2 separate regions of the Mus musculus genome follow, and region 2 is linked to region 1. The links are chromatin loops, found by intact Hi-C in ENCODE. Cell type or tissue: heart. All regions are shown on one strand. Links, peaks and the distances in the headings refer to the core of each region. The heading gives the core; the rest is flanking DNA.

Evidence for each region. A loop is a pair of places that touch in the nucleus more often than their neighbours do. Peaks named below come from ENCODE experiments on the same cell type or tissue, not always from the same donor. Only the 100,000 strongest peaks of a DNase experiment are listed, where the experiment ranks them.
Region 2: it touches region 1 in a loop (2.6-fold over the local background); 3 of 42 quality-filtered maps call a loop at or near these places.

The regions. Positions count from the first base shown.
Region 1 is chr12:27,340,885-27,345,269 of GRCm38, reverse strand. Sox11 (SRY (sex determining region Y)-box 11) reads left to right here and starts at 2,552. Exons shown (of 1, transcript NM_009234.6): 1 at 2,552-4,385. The coding sequence starts at 2,862. The coding sequence ends at 4,049. Gm30855 (a long non-coding RNA gene) reads right to left here and starts at 116. Exons shown (of 3, transcript XR_381385.4): 1 at 1-116. In heart, for the core only: a CTCF peak has its summit at 2,162 (motif pointing left); a DNase peak (open chromatin) is centred at 2,489; H3K4me3 peaks cover 3,340 bases; H3K27ac peaks cover 3,167 bases.
Region 2 is chr12:27,500,026-27,504,410 of GRCm38, reverse strand. No RefSeq gene overlaps it. Among named protein-coding and RNA genes, the nearest start is that of Gm4166, 96 kb to the left of the region's middle. In heart, for the core only: no CTCF peak of the experiment used is centred there; no DNase peak of the experiment used is centred there.

The DNA of each region.
Region 1 (4,385 bases), core at 200-4,199:
TTTCTTTTTAAAAGAAAAGTTAGACTTAGATTTTTCTCTTAGGAAAGAATAAAGTGTATACAATATAATTAGAAAAATAAAAGATGTTTACAGATTTTTCTAATCTTTTTTTCTTTCATTCCCAGTCCTTGAATAACTAGGGATGACAAAAAAAAAAAAAAAAAAAAAAAAAAAAAACCTGTGGGTAGACCACTATTATAGAATATCAATCTACCTGATCTTTTGTGAAAGCCTTCCTAAATGAGAAGACAGCAAGACTTGCTCTCAAGCCTGCTCCTCCAGCTGCCTTCCGGAACCCCCAATCTCTGCAACTGTTTACTAAAGGACCCAGCAAGGCCTCTGGACTCCCACAGCAAAATGCAGCCCTCTTATTTGGGATCCTCTTTCTCCAACAAATGACTCTTTAATCTTTGAACACAAGTTCTGTGTGATTTTGACTGGTATCCGCCACCCCCAGGAGCGCTACTGCCCTCTGGGAAAACACACACACACACACACACACACACACACACACACACACACACACACACACACACACTGACTCTGTCTGCCTCTCCTGAGGTCATTCATCTTCTGAAGCTGTGCACAATTTCATATCAGGAACGTAGCAAAACTAGGTGCAGAATTTAAACTGCCAAAGATTTTCAAACACGTTTTCTGTTACTGTATAATAAGATGGCAGATGGTCACAAGAGGTAGCTCTTGAGGTGAAATGAGTTCGAGACTAGCCTGAGGTGTGTAGAGTAAGATCCTGTCTCTAAACAAAACAAACCAACAACCGAAACAGGCCAGAGAGGGATGTGGAAGGGGAGATGCCAAGAAAATAAAAGAAATAATAAGAATGACAGTATATACCCCCATGCCTGACAATTGGAAGCTGAGATGAAATAGCTCCCTGTATTTAGAGTGTAGATTTCCCTTGTGATGGGGACTCGCTGGCCCCACCCCACCCTTGCCTGATGTCCCCATTGCTGGGAAATCAGGCAGCTAAGAGGAAAACAAGAGAGAATGTCTGGTTTGCCTCAAAGATGGATTTTTACACTCCACATGGGTTTTTCTACATCTCCAGACATCAGGTTAACCAGTATGTAAATTTTTTAGGTTCCAATAGCCTTAAACATTAAAATAAAATGCCAACATTATTAAGACTGAGGTTAACTTCAATAATACACGTGCTTGGATCGGTGCTTTTCTTTGGGGTGAATACGATAAGGGTGAAATACAGGGACCCCTCCCCCCTTTTTAAAAATAAAATGGCCTATGAAGACCTGGCACCATTCTATGTCCGGAGTGGGGATGTGTGGGAGATGAGAAGTGTAGTACCCTGTGCAGTACACCAACCTGAAAGGAAATATGTTTAGATAATTCCACTAGTCCCGGGCGGCCGATTTCTCGGGTGAGCAACTCCGGGTGGGGTGAGGGGCTGTAGATCTTAAGAACCAGCCCCCAGAACTGACAGTGGGTAGGTATGAGGAAAACAGGGTGAGCAGCCACGTTAAACAGAAAGCAGAAAGGCTTCGTTTCATTGTCCTCAGAAGAGCCATAGGTGGGTAAGAGACAACACAAAGAGAAGCGAGTTTCCAAGGAGCCCGGCAAAACCAGTAGGCAGGAGCCACCGCTCCAGCGGCAGCCTTAGCAGGCAAATAAGAAATATCTTCGCTTTAAACGAGAGTGCACTTCATTTTAGCTTTGGTTTGTACCGTTGGGTTAAAATAGCAAATGACCCAGAAGGTGCGTGCTGGGAGGCAGAGCTAGGGTTTCAGGACCGAGCTGCAGGGGAGGAGGGCGTAGGTGATGGACAGAGGAGGCGGGACGCGGGGAGTTGGGGAGGCCTATGGAGTAGAAAGTGGGGGAGGGGCGGCGATGCTGAGTCCCGGGCTGTTTCACCGATCCGGCCTGAATCCGTGAACTCCTTTCCGAACCGCTCCGGAGCCGCCCGGACACGGCGGTCTCCGAAGACCGTTACTCCAGCCGAACCGGCAGATGCGCGCGATCCAGGAGGGAAAACGAGAGGGGGAGAGACGGGACAAAACCCTGCGGGTGCGCGGGGAGGGGGGGAGGGAGGGCCCGGCGACCGGGCTCTAGAAAGAGGGAGAAAAAGAACCGGAGGATGAGCCCACGTGCACGGTGCCGCGCGGTGTCGAAGCGCCACCTTCTGCTGGATAGCGGCGCAGCGCGATCGCGCGCGGGTTTAGGGCGCGACGCGCCCAGGATGAGCAGGGGCACCCACTCGCGGTGCCCGGGTGGGTGCATCTGCACTGGGGTTCAGTCCATCGTCCCGCGCCCTTGAGTCCGCGCTGGCGTCTCTCGCTCCGTCCTGCATCCGCCCGGGGGACACGCGCAGCTGTGCGCACTCGCGGATTTCTTTTGAAAAAATAACATATTTCTAGACAACTCCCCCCGCCCCCCATCTTTGCAAACTGGCCAGGAGGCGGGGCTGGAGGTGGGGCCCGTGGTTAATAACGGGAGATAGGCGGAGTCGGGACCAGCCATTGGCTGGTGGGAGTAGTGATGTCACCCATATGACACCCTGATAACGAGTTGAGAGAGAGCCCTCAACTTTTTGCAGAAGAAGCGCGCGCGCCTGGGAGTGCTTGGGGTCCGGCGCTTGCGGCGGCTGCCAGGAGTGAGAGAGCGAGAAATCAAGCGAGTGAGAGAGAGAGCGCGGGTCCCGGGCCGCCGCCGCCTCCTCTCCGGTCGCCGCCGCAGCCGCCGACGCAGCAGGGAACGGGGCCGGGGGGGAGGGGGGCAGCCGCGGACGCGCGCGGCCAAGGACTTTGCAACTTGCCGGAGAAGGTGGAGGGGCGGGAGGGGGAGGGGCGCCCGCGCAGGAGACCGAGCGCCCAGCCCCGCCGCGGACCATGGTGCAGCAGGCCGAGAGCTCGGAAGCCGAGAGCAACCTGCCCCGGGACGCGCTGGACACCGAGGAGGGCGAGTTCATGGCGTGCAGCCCGGTGGCCCTGGACGAGAGCGACCCGGACTGGTGCAAGACGGCGTCGGGCCACATCAAACGGCCCATGAACGCCTTCATGGTGTGGTCCAAGATCGAGCGCAGGAAGATCATGGAGCAGTCGCCCGACATGCACAACGCCGAGATCTCCAAGAGGCTGGGCAAGCGCTGGAAGATGCTGAAGGACAGCGAGAAGATCCCGTTCATCAGGGAGGCGGAGCGCCTGCGCCTCAAGCACATGGCTGATTATCCCGACTACAAGTACCGGCCGCGCAAAAAGCCCAAGACGGACCCAGCGGCCAAGCCCAGCGCGGGCCAGAGCCCCGACAAGAGCGCGGCGGGCGCCAAGGCAGCCAAGGGCCCCGGCAAGAAGTGCGCCAAGCTCAAGGCGCCTGCGGGCAAGGCGGGCGCGGGCAAGGCGGCGCAGCCGGGGGACTGCGCCGCGGGCAAGGCAGCCAAGTGCGTCTTCCTGGACGACGACGATGAAGACGACGACGAAGATGACGAGCTGCAGCTACGGCCCAAGCCGGACGCTGACGACGACGACGACGAGCCCGCGCACTCGCACCTGCTGCCGCCGCCGACGCAGCAGCAACCCCCTCAGCTGCTGAGGCGCTACAGCGTGGCCAAGGTCCCCGCCAGCCCCACGCTCAGCAGTGCCGCCGAGTCCCCCGAGGGCGCGAGCCTGTACGACGAAGTGCGCGCGGGCGGCCGGCTCTACTACAGCTTCAAGAACATCACCAAGCAGCAGCCTCCGCCCGCGCCTCCCGCGCTGTCGCCCGCGTCCTCCCGCTGCGTGTCCACCTCCTCATCCAGCGGCAGCAGCAGCGGCAGCGGCGCCGAGGATGCAGACGACCTCATGTTCGACCTGAGCTTGAATTTCTCCCAGGGCGCGCACAGCGCCTGCGAGCAGCCACTGGGCGCGGGAGCGGCGGGGAACCTGTCCCTGTCGCTGGTGGATAAGGACCTGGATTCCTTCAGCGAGGGCAGCCTGGGTTCCCACTTCGAGTTCCCCGACTACTGCACGCCGGAGCTGAGCGAGATGATCGCGGGGGACTGGCTGGAGGCGAACTTCTCCGACCTGGTGTTCACGTATTGAGAGGCGCAGGGCTCCTCGGGAGGCAGTCGTGGCGGTCAGGATAAAGAGGATGGTGGGGGGAGGGGGAGAAGATGCTCATGGTCAGAGAGATGTGGCGCTGAGAAATTGGAAACGGTGATGAAATGTTGTTGGAGTTAAAGTGAAATGAGTAGTTTTAAACAGATTTTCCAAGTTTTTTTTTTAATTTTTATTTTTAAAAAATTTTTTGGTCTCCCCACTCTTCCCGTCCTTTATCGTGTCTCAAGGTAGTTGCACACCTAGTCTGGAGTTGTGATTTTTTCCCCACCCGTAAAAAAACGTGTTTTGTAATTTCTATTTCTTTTTCCTGAAATTCGT
Region 2 (4,385 bases), core at 234-4,233, 160 kb before region 1:
ACACTGACAAAAGCCAATGTATTGCTGGCATATATTTTAATAGTAGGAAATACTAAAAACATACATGCACCTATCCTACCGGGTGCTTGAAGTCTGCCTGAAGAGTTCCCCATCTTTCCCACAGAGGGGCTTGTTCTAGATACAGTCTGCATAACAATTTCTGAATAATGGATAGATTTTTTACAGCCCTCAGCCCTCGTAGTACATACATTATTATTCATGTTTTCTACATTGATGTCTAATCTATTTTTTAATGACTTGCAGCCATATGCTGGTCTCAATCTGCATAAAAAATACTCCCAAAGGGAGTGACCCAGTCCAGATCTAGATCAGCATTCATTCTTTACAGGAGTCTCTCTGTTTTCTTTTTTTAAAAAAAAAGAAGTTGGCAAAAATTATAGATTACAGTTCTCTACTGAAAATGGAAGACTTACTTTTTCCAAGATTTGATTTTTCCTTTTCTTGTGTAACACTGAGGGTGTAACCCAAGTCTTTGTTCCTGCTAAGCAGCAACTATTCTGTGAACTATGTCATTCAGCTCTCCTTTTACTATTAAAGGGGGGGGGCATTTATTTTTATCTTACGTGTATGGGTGCTTTGGCTGCATATATGTCTGTGCACCACTGTGTGCCTGGTGCCTCCAGAGGCCAGAAAGCATCAGATCCCCTGGAACTACAGCTATAGGTAGTCATGAGCAATGGTACAGGGACTCAAACCTGGGTCACTCTGCAAGAGCAGCCAGCTCTCCTAACAGCTGAGCCTTCTACCCAGCCTGTCTTCTACTTTTTATTTTAAAGCAGGTCTTTGCTAAGTTGCAAAGGCTACCTTGAACTCCTGATCTTCCTTGAGATTCCCAGAGATCACAAACCTTGGGCCTGGCCCAGCTTGAACTCCTTATAAAAGTAGTAAGGGAACTCCTTTTGCAGTCAATTGTTTGAAGCAAACTTCATTCTGGAGGGGAGGGAAGTGTTTCTGCCCCTGAGCACATATACACCCTCTAAGAGTATCTCACCCTCCACTCCCACCCTGCAGGCTCCCTTGCCTGGCAAACTCCTAGAGCTTAAGGGCTGCAGTTTAAGGACTAAAGCTAGGCCCCACCCTGTGGTTTTTACAAAAGCCTGAGGGGGGGTGGGGGAGCCATCAGGAGTCCTGAATAAAGCCAACCTCCTGCAGTAATAGCTCTGAAGACCAGGGGGAGCCTAGTACGCCTGGAAGCCAAGAGATCCTCAGCCCTTCCCTCTTCTCAGCAGTTGAAGGAGGGACTGCCTGTCTTCTGGTTCCACCTTTGCCTGGACAGGTAGCTTGCTATAGGGGCTTCCAAAATCCTGCAGGCAAGAATGCAGAAAGCCAACAAGTGCAGTCTTTACACATCAGAGAGGCCTTCCTGGCCTGGTATCTTGGCAGATGTTTGTGGCTCCTTCCCCTTTAAGGGCCCAGATGTGGACGGCTGCTGACAGCAGTTCGAAACTCTATCCCCTGGAGGCCGGTTGTCGACACCACTGCTCTCTGCAAGCAGGCTCTGTGCTCCAGCTTAATTAGTGGTGTGTCATTGGGGTGGGCCAAATTTTCTACCCTGGCATTGGGGGAGGTGTAAAGTTGCAGCCACAATTGTCTGGAGATGATTCTTGGGTCCAGATTACGTGAGCCTGGGGCACAGAGGGAGGGAGGGAACAGCCTTCTGCTGGAGCAGGTTCATAAACAGGTGAAGTTGAAGCAAGGGAGAGCTGCTCCTCGACCATTTTTCAGTGAAGCTTGTTCTTTTATGATTCTCTGTCAGGCTTGATTCTGCAGCAGGATTTTACTCCTGTTTCCTCTCCATTTGCATATTTCCTAGGAGACAGACTCCCATCTAATCATGGATTAGGATTTGGAAAATCAGTATATTTTATGCTTTTAGAATGTCATTTTCTCTGTGAAAATTGAAGGTGCATCACTTGTGTGTGCTGTAAGAACTGCTGTGTTTTTTTTTTTTCTAGTGCTGTGTAAATGTAAAGATGTCATTCACACTGGAATTACAAAGTTACCTAACAGGTAGTGGATTCTAAAGTCTACAATACATGAATACTTTCTCAGAATGCATCTCTCAATATGTGACATAATGTGTGGGGGGTTTTCTCAGTAGCTCTGCATCTGCATTCCATTGAGCAGGAAAGATTAAGTGATCATACGACGCACGCGCGCGCACACACACACACACACACTTGCTTATTTGTTAGAGTAAAATCACTTAGTATCAGGCAACCTATTCATATTCTGAACCTAAAAGTTCTAATCTTATCATAGTACAATTTAAATATATTTGCATTTGTATACATAAAATAGAAAATGTATTTTTAGGTAAATGCCTTAAATGTACTTGTCCACCATTGTATATGTGTCTATGTAATACATATACATGCTCAGGTGTCCAGGTTACCCTCCTCTACCTGTGTGTGTGTGTGTGTGTGTGTGTGTGTGTGTGTGTGTGTGTGTGTGTGTGCGCGCGCACGCAGTGCCAACATGCATATGTGCACATATATACTGAGGCCAGAATCTCTTCCACAACTGCTCTCTACTTTACATGGTTTTGATTCAAGAGAACCTGGAGCTCACTGATTCAATGAAGCTGGCTGACCATTGAGCTTCAGGGCTCTGCCTCCCTAGCACTGGGATTACAGATGGGTGCCACTGTATATGGATACTTGGTAAGGAATTAAGATCATCATGTTTGCTTGTCAGATACTTTAAGGATTGAGCTATCTCCCTAGCCCTCAAGGACATTTTATGTAGAAAATAAAAAAATAAAATAAAATAAAAATTACAACCACTGCTGGCACCATCCAGAGAGAGAAGGGGACTCAAGATGTGTATCAATAATATTTAGCAGATGGGATTCTGCCAGGTTCCTAGTGCTATCGATCCAAGAGACCCTGGCTCACTAACAGAGCTTTTCTCTGTCCACTTAGAACAGTAGTCCACAGGTAGAATTACCCATCTCAATTGCAATATAAATAAGCTAAGTATAGATAAAAATAATTGTCCATCACAGAAAAAAAAAAGTGGCAAATGTATGCTTCATGCTCTAAAAACCTGTGCTGAATAGGCCACCCGGCTGAAATCCATAGGAAGGCTGTTTCCTTCCTTTCTGCAATCTGAGATCAAGATCCAGGGCCACCTGTGACTTTGTTCCTGAGTCAGGAGTGAACAAGATCTAGATATTCACTGTGGCTTAATTGGGGTCTAATTAACTCGAGTGCTCTTAGGTGAAAAGAAAAACAAATATGGGAAAAAACAGAGTCCCAATGTCCCCAGGGGCCTTGGGGATTTCCAGAGGTTCCAGGAGCCAGATGGTTGCAGCTTCTATCAGCCAATCTATCGTACACAGCTCAGACAAACACCCAGGAAAAGCCAACTATAGCTTCGGTGTACTTTGGGCCCTGACATTAGTTTGAGGGAGCAAACACTTGGGCCTACAGGGGCAGCAAGAGAGACTGGAGGAGGATTGCTTTGCTGGGCTCTAGAGATGAGTCTAGGGGGTTGCTGCTAGTTAAGCAGATTCTGCCAGCCACCCAGGGGGTCCTTGGAGGGATTCTCATTTCTGACCCCACTGTTCGGGGGCATCTGGACTGGGACGTGGTCAGCCCTTGGCTGAAGACCTCCCCCCACCCCTTTTTTTCTAACGAGGCTCCCTCTGCTGCAGCAATAATTCAAGATGAGTGGAAACCAACCCAACCCAACCATGACGTCATCCTTGCAGCAGCTCAGACCTTCCCAGGCAGGGTTCAAATTACATTCTGGAGACAGACAAGAGTGTGAAGACTAAGCAGAAACTTAAAGCTCAATTATGCTAGATGTTTGGAGATAAAGGGGCTTCCAAATTCTTCACCATCTTGCGGGTCACACCCAGAGAATCTCAGCCAATGGAAAGGGCAAGTTGGGGTTTCCAAGAAGTCCAAGGAGACCAGTATAAATTCCTGTGTGTTCTGATGTCACGTTTCAAGATATTTTAAATATCATTTTATAGTTACTGTATTTGAAACAGGGTCTTACGTAGCTCAGACTCACTTCAGTTTTGCTAAACACTTGAGAATAACCTTAAACTTCTGAATCCCCTGCTGCCTGCACCTCCCAGGGGCTGAGATAACTAAAGTGCTGCACCACGTCTACTTTGTACGGTATTTGTACCTGGGTCTTGATACACACTCAGCAAACACTAGAAGCTGAGCTACCCATTGCTTGACAACGACTCTACCTACTAGGCTACATCTTCAGCCCCTCGAGACATCGCTGAAAAAAATTTTTTTTCATTATTTAATGCTGGATTTTTATTGTCAATCTTATTGGATTAAAAATTTCTAGAGCACAGCTTTGAGGTGAGGGTGTTTCCAGAGATGCTTAACTGAGAG